Linked DNA regions of Homo sapiens: all the other regions are linked to region 1. A link is an interaction called in ENCODE POLR2A ChIA-PET data of the cell type or tissue named here. Cell type or tissue: PC-9. All regions are shown on one strand.

The links. Peaks named below come from ENCODE experiments on the same cell type or tissue, not always from the same donor. Only the 100,000 strongest peaks of a DNase experiment are listed, where the experiment ranks them.
Region 2: POLR2A ChIA-PET joins it to region 1 with 6 read pairs; 2 of 35 experiments call an interaction of 5 or more read pairs at or near these places.
Region 3: POLR2A ChIA-PET joins it to region 1 with 5 read pairs; 2 of 35 experiments call an interaction of 5 or more read pairs at or near these places.

The regions. Positions count from the first base shown.
Region 1 is chr13:99,123,750-99,126,249 of GRCh38, forward strand. No RefSeq gene overlaps it. Among named protein-coding and RNA genes, the nearest start is that of DOCK9-DT, 38 kb to the left of the region's middle. RefSeq lists an enhancer at 1,320-1,419. In PC-9, no CTCF peak of the experiment used is centred here; a DNase peak (open chromatin) is centred at 1,382; H3K4me3 peaks cover 538 bases.
Region 2 is chr13:99,336,011-99,338,510 of GRCh38, forward strand. The region is part of intron 6 of UBAC2 (UBA domain containing 2); the gene reads left to right. Among named protein-coding and RNA genes, the nearest start is that of FKSG29, 14 kb to the right of the region's middle. In PC-9, no CTCF peak of the experiment used is centred here; no DNase peak of the experiment used is centred here.
Region 3 is chr13:99,356,051-99,358,550 of GRCh38, forward strand. The region is part of intron 7 of UBAC2 (UBA domain containing 2); the gene reads left to right. It overlaps MIR623 (microRNA 623), which reads left to right and starts at 81; the gene lies at 81-178. RefSeq lists an enhancer at 108-347. In PC-9, no CTCF peak of the experiment used is centred here; no DNase peak of the experiment used is centred here.

The DNA of each region.
Region 1 (2,500 bases):
CCAGGGAAGGAGGAAGAGCTGGCAGCTCTGCCCAGATCACCTGCTTCCTTCCAACCCTTTTGCCCAAGGTTCGACTCTGTACCAGGGTTTCCCATTTCCCTGGGGAGAGCCAGACAGCTGTGGAAAGCTGGTATTTCCATGTCATTCCTGAAAACCTCATGTGGCAACTGATGACTAGTCATGGCCTGATGTCATCTAGAGCCATTTTTCTTCTCTCTGCTCATCTGCACGCTCAGTTAACTCAGGTTTTGTACATCTTCGTTCAAACTCATCACCTCCATTGCTCCAGGGCTTTCCCCTTGGATTCCACTGGATTCAAGGAGCAAATGTCCCCGTTTGCTCCTTCAGATCAAAAGTAGGGAGAAGAGCTTAATTCTCTGTCTTCCTGAATGTAGCAGATGGTATCAGTGGCCCCACCTCCCACTGGCATTCACTTCTACTTATAGCTGACCCCTGAAAATCTCCACTCAAAGCCTTTTTTTTTCTGACCTTGAAAACACACTGTGCCCATGCATGGAGAAGCCAGACATGCTGGAAATTTCATTCCCCTGAAAGCAGCCTGAACCCATGACAGATGGAGAATTGGTGGATTAATACCCCAGATCCCTGGCCCCTTGGTTGGATGAATTCTGAGTCTTGGTTTTCAGAATTCTCTAGTGGGATCGAGCTCTATCTGCCCATGGTGGTAATTTGCTTGATAATGTGCATCCTTTATTGGCTTTCTTGTCTTCTCTGTCTCATGTCCACTATTTCCAGTGTTTTCCGGGACCCTTTCTCAAATTCCTGGCACTTGAATTCTTATCTCAGGGTCTGCCATTGTGTGAGGCTCAGCACAATGCCTAGCTAGCACATAGTAGGCACTCAATTAATTCATCCTTGACAGGTCATTGATCAATATTGCAGATGGGATTTCTGCCTTGGGAGAGAGGTGACACTATATGACCGTGAAGGATTCTTGCAGGTGCAAAAGTCTTCCCACGTAGAAATCAATGTCTTTCCAACTAGGAGACCTAGAAAAGGAGCTGTGAGGTGGAAACATATGAAAAAAAAATTTTCTCCCCTCTGTGCCAACGTGCTTTCATATGTGAAGGAGGAAGCGAGGCTCACAGGTTGGTTATGAAATCATTCAATTTCAATTTCTTGAGCCAGCATATCGCCTTTTATGGACACTGCAGCCCAGGGTAATGTGCAGGGAGTGATTTTCCATCACGTTCTATATAGTTCACAGCAGAACCAAAAATAAGATGTTCAAACCCTAGAGTATTATATTATGAATAAATACGGTCAAATCATATACCAAATACAATTATGATTACTCCATGACCAGAACTCTCGTAACACTCCTTTATGGTTGGTTGACACTGCATTCATATTTCTGTGTCTCAAGTGAGGAAATGAGTCACCAAAACGGTAAAAAAAAAAAGGCGCTGAAAACTGTCTGGCTGCTGTCTGAAGAGAGCTGGAAGAAAATGTTCCTGACCTCCCCCACCATATGCCCGGGCTGATGGGGGCTTCACCACAGTCCCAGACTCTCAAATCTTTCTGACATATTTTCATAAGAGAATAAAACACTGTAGTTAACGAGCTATGTAAGTTCCATTTGTGAATTGGTGTTTGATGAAATGATACATTGTAGAGGTAAAATGGGAATGTGAAAAGCAGGGTTTTTTTTTTTTTTTGTCCTAACAACTGAGTGTTTCATATGGTTGAGCAAAATCACATTTTAATATAGTTGAGCGTATTCCAAATGAGGTCTCTGCCTCCAAGGAGCTGCCTTGCTGGGAAGTCTGTAAAGTTCACATCCTTTTAACAGAACCGGAGTTGATGGAACAGGACAGTCAGGGAGGGGTCTGCACCTGGAGTTGAGACATGCCTGTGGGTGAAAATGGTTGCTTGGAGGGAGGAGACCCCCACACAGGCAGCGGATCACCTGCAGAGAGGACCGTGCCTGGCAGAGGACTGGGTGGTGCCCAGCACTTTGGAAGTCTAGAAAATAAGTAGTATATGGGTGTAGCGCAGACTGAGGCCTGGCAGCAGGGAGCAAGTAATGTGTGATGATCCAAACAGACAAGCACTAAAAACTAAAAGTAGGCCGGGCACAGTGGCTCACGCCTGTAATCTCAGCACTTTGGGAGGCCAAGGCAGGCAGATCACGAGGTCAACAGATCGAGACCATCCTGGCCAACATGGTGAAACCCTGTCTCTACTAAAAATACAAAAATTAACTGGGCATGGTGGTGCACGCCTGTAGTCCCAGCTACTCGGGAGGCTGAGGCAGGAGAATCACTTGAACCTGGGAGGCGGAGGTTGCAGTGAGCCGAGATCGCGCCATTGCACTCCAGCCTGGCGACAGAGCGAGACTGTCTCAAAACAAAAAACAAAACAAAAAAGAAAAACTAAAAGTAGATCTACCATTAAAGAACTAAAAGGAGAACTACCATTTGATCCAGCAATCCCACTACCAGGAATCTACCCAAAGGAATATAAGTCATTATGTGAA
Region 2 (2,500 bases), 210 kb after region 1:
AAGAGATAAAACTGGATGTTAGAGGAGCTTTACATTTTTGCCAGTTGCTGTATTTAAGATTGCTCATTTTAGATTTCAGAGTCCTAAAAACAAGTGAGGATAAACATCTTTTCATGAGTTTGTCAGCCATTTGAGTTTTCTCTTCTGAAATTACCTTTTCATATGCTTTTAAAACTGGGCTCTTTCTTACACATTCCTAGGGTTTCTTGATATGTTCTGAATGCTGCCTTGGTTGGCTGTATGAATTCTGAATACTTTCTTCAGGCCTCTTGTGTTTTCATTTCATTTATGGTAGCTTTTGGCATACTACAGCTTTTAAATTGTAAAGTAGACCAGTGTGTGTTTTCTTTTCTAGTTTGTACCTTATGTTTCTTAATTTAAAATATTTTGCCACCCCAGTGCCAAAAAGGTATTCCTTCTGTATTTTGTGCAGAAAGATTTACAATTTCATGAATTCTATTTGAGTTCTTATTCCATTGCAAGTTTACGTTTGGTGTCAGGAAGGGGCCCTGTTCTGTCTCTTCCTTGTGTATAGCCCATGTGCCCCTTCCCTCCCAATTTACCCATGTCTGCTGAATACCAGGTGCCCTTACACTGAGGATCCTATTTCTAGGCTCTTGTTCTCTTGGTCTATTTAAGTAACCCTAGATAAAGACCACACTGTTTTAGGTAGCCAAACTTTATAGTATGTCTTGAAATCTGATAGGACTTACGTTTCTTTAAAATTGCCTTGCCTTTTCTGGGTTTTTTATTTCTTTGTCTTTTAACTCTTAATTGTGATATACAACACAAACTAACTGTCACAAAGCCTTGCAAATCACTATAAAGCAAATATACCCATAATCCACCATGCAGGTACAGACCATGCCTGGCCAGCCCCGCAGCCCATGGTGCCCCCCTTCCTTCCCACCTCTCTTCCTCCTTCCCACCTCCCTCCTGTGACCCCTTCCCCTTCTTTCTCCCTCCCTTCTGTGACCCCTCCTAGCACACATAGTCATCATCTTTGCGCTTTCCTGTCTCGTTTTACTGCTTAGTGTGTGGTTTAGGTTCATTCATTCACAGAAGTGGAATCGTGTTTTCAGGCTTTGGGTCTGGCTTCTTTCTCCCAACATGGTGTTTTTAAAATGCAAACCTTAAATATTCCGCATGAATTTGAGGCTTGGCATTTACATTCCAACAAAACACCCTGTTAAGATTTTATTTTGAATGATATTTAATTTATGTATTAATTTGATGAAAATTGGTATCTTAAAAGTTTTGCATCTTCCTATTCATGGAACTGGTATCTTTATTATCACTAGGGTTGGTTTTGAAAAAATATCCCTTATTATCTTTTTCTTTTTTTTCTGTCAAGGCCTTATATATATATTATTTATTTATTCCCAATTATCTTACAGTTTTTCTTGCTGTTATTTGCTAACAGTTTATTTTTTCTTTCTAAACAGTCTGTATTTTATCCCTGGTTGCTTTTAAGGATTTCTTTCTTTTGTTTCACCACAGTGGATCTAGATGTAAATTTCGTTTTAGCATTCTTTTAGGGACTCTTGCCCTTTCATCCTAAGGATTTATATTCTTTCTTTATTCTAGAAAACTCTCAGCTGTTTATCTCTTTAAATATAATATCCTTTCCCCCATATTCCCTCTGTTGTCTTCTTCTGGAACCCCTATGCTGACAGCCGCATGAGATGCACATAATCTGCCTGTGCAGAGGCCTTGGCCTTCCCAACCCACATGGACCCTCCTTGGTTCATGCCCTACACAGCTTTTCCCTTCTCTCTGTGGAGGGGAGAAAGGGTACATGGAGCATGAGGAGGAACTGGGGTGCCTCTTACCCAGACTTAAGTAACCCTCTACTTCTCTCCTCCTTCCACAGGGCCTAGACCCTCTAGTCCAGGGGTATCTAGTCTTTTGAACTCTTCTGTGACACATTGGAAGAAGAATTGTCTTGGGCCACACATAATATACACTAACACTGAAGATAGCTGATGAGCTTTAAAAAAATTGCAAAAAAATCTCCTAACTTTTTTTCTTTTTTTCTTTTTTTTTTTTTTTTTTTTTTTTTTTTGAGACAGAGTCTCACTGTGTCGCCCAGGCTGGAGTGCAGCGGCACAATCTCGACTTACTGTAACCTCCACCACCCAGGTTCAAGCGATTCTTGTGCTTCAGCCTCCTGAGTAGCTGGGACCACAGGTGTGTGCCACCACGCCCGGCTAATTTTTGTATTTTTAGTAGAGACGGGTTTTTACCATGTTGGCCAGGCTGGTCTCAAACTCCTGACCTCTTGTGATCCGCCCGCCTTGGCCTCCCAAAGTGCAGGGATGACAGGTGTGAGCCACTGCGCCCAACCTTGTAATGTTTTAAGAAAGTTTATGAATTTGTGTTGGACCACATTGAAAGCTGTCCTGGGCCACATGTGGCCCACAGGCCTCAGGTTGAACAAGCTTGCTCTAGTCCCTGTGCTTTTCTGAGTCCCACAGGACTCTCTGCAGGCATTTGGACT
Region 3 (2,500 bases), 230 kb after region 1:
CAGCTGTGCTAGGTATGTCAGGCCTCTGAAAAGAAATGTCATTAAAGTAAACAAGACTTGGGACACATGTCTGTCAGACTGTACACAGTAGAAGCATCCCTTGCAGGGGCTGTTGGGTTGCATCCTAAGCTGTGCTGGAGCTTCCCGATGTACTCTGTAGATGTCTTTGCACCTTCTGTCCTCATTGCCATCCCCAATCAGTCCCTGGAACACCAGCTGTGGCCCTGACCCTTTTAGCCCCTGCATGGAATGCACAGGCAAGGCGTGTGGCCTTTGGGACTCCAGCCGACTAGAGCAAGACAGAGGAAGAAGAGACGGGGCAGAGGGCAGCCGATAGTTGGAAACTTCTGTCCCCTAAGCCAAAAGGTTCTCAAAACTGAGCAACAGGATGTATTGTGTCTCCTGATCGTATTGCCATGGAAACTGCCTTCTGTTCTGCCTAGAAGAAATAGTACTGTTTGAAGTATCTCATCCATCAACACTGGTCACTGTGAGAAACCACAAAGGAAAAGTGAAACCGAGAGCTGCAAAACTAGCCTGGGACTTTGTTCAAGCGATCATCTCCTTTCCCTCTAGTTTATTATTTTTTCCAATACCTACTGAGACTACTGCTAAGCAGCACAGAAAGATACAATACACTGTTTTTATAGCACGACACAAAGATCATGGGTGGCACTTCACATGACAGGGTTAGATTCAGTCTTCTGAGTTTTCTAAGGTTCCTATTTTTAAGACTTTACCAAGGAACCAAGGCTTTCAAATATGCAGCATGGTTTCTTCTGGGCCTCGCGTTGCCCCATCTCTTATCCAAGTGGTGAATGTGTTGCCAGTTTGTGTGTGGTTCTGGTGGTGGGCTTTGTTTGGTTTTCTTTTTTTGGGCTTTGTTTGGTTTTTCCCCAGTTTTGCCACAAAGCTTTTGCTGAGGACAGCAGCCTCTGTGGTGTCTTTTCTCTCTGTATTGTGCTCACTCTTGTAGTCATGCACCACATAACAATATGTTTTGGTCAATGACAGATTGCATGTATGACAGTGGTCTCATAAGATTATGATGCCATATTTTTGCTATGTCTTTTCTATGTTTAGATACACAACTACCATTGTGTTACAGCTGCCTCCAGTATTCAGCACAGTGACTTGCTGTACAGGTTTGTAGCCTGGTCGCCATAGGCTACACCAAGCAGCCTTGGTGTGTAGTAGGCGATCACATCTAGGTTTCTGTAAGTACACAGCAACAAAGTCACCCAACAGCACATTTCTCAGAATGAAGCCCTGTTGTTAAGCGACACGTGACTACAGTTTTAAGTCTAACAAGATGCCTCTCGTTCAGTCCTGAAGTGCTTCTTGTTTAGTTTTTAATGTACGTTTGTTTTGTTATCTCAGCCAAACTCTTTTCAGGGCCATAGGAAATTAGTCATTTCTCTGTGTCACAGCCTCCTTATCTGGCCCCAGGACAGCGCACTACGCATAGAAGGCAAATGAGTAAAACTAAGTGTAAGCATATTCATACTTACACCAAAAGCTGCAGCTTCCACAGAGCACAGGGAATTGCAAATAACTGTCTTCTATGAGGAGCTGCCATTTGTGGTTTCACCAGTTTCCCAGCATTGCTTCTTTGTAACTCCTGGTTCTTGTATTAGAAGAGGATGCTATGTCCATGAAGAATGTAGGTATCAAGCATGTCCTTTGGGAGCCTCCTTGCTTTAACCCCTCTCACCCCTTCCACCCCGCCTTCATTAGTAACCCATCACCTGGGTCTTCATATCCCAACTAACTACAGTCTTGGCTAAGAAAACCCCATACGCCTTAACTCAGCAATATGCCTCACTATGTCTTTGTCCATTCAGTTATCCATTTTGCAACTGTTTCTTGAGTGCTTGCATATGCCAGGTCGTACAGGAGGCCAGGTCTACAAACAGGACAAGATGGAGAATCACAGTCCCCGTGGAGCTAATAGGCTGTTGTGAGATTCAGGCCGGTTAGCCTGCAAGTGAAATGGGATGTGCTGAGAGCTGTCCTGGGGAAGGGATGGTGAGGTGTGAGAGCACGCAGAGGAGTACAGGGTGGTGAGAGCAGGCTCCCCAGCAGGAGTAGAGAATGTGAGGGCGGTGTTGTGAGAAAGTGACTCCAGTGGCAGACAGGAGTCTGGTAAGCCCAGGTAAGAAATTTCTGTCGGATTCTGAAAGCAACAGGGATGCATTGAGTAGCATCAAAGGGGAGGATGTCTGTAGTCATCCGAAAAGGCCCTTAATGTACTCTCCCTTTCTTTTCTAACTGTGTATCTATGTGGCTGGATTTGCTTCATGTACTTCAAAAACCAGAGTAACAGAACAAAATCGAATGCAGAAGCAGATGGGAGAATCCAGCAACCTTCTAGTAAGTCAGACATTAAAGAGATTTGCAAAAATGGAAAACAGTGCCACTCTTCTCAGTAATTCTGTTTGGGAAAACATGGTTATTTTTTATTTCAAAAATCTATATTTATGTTAGCAAGTAATAGGCT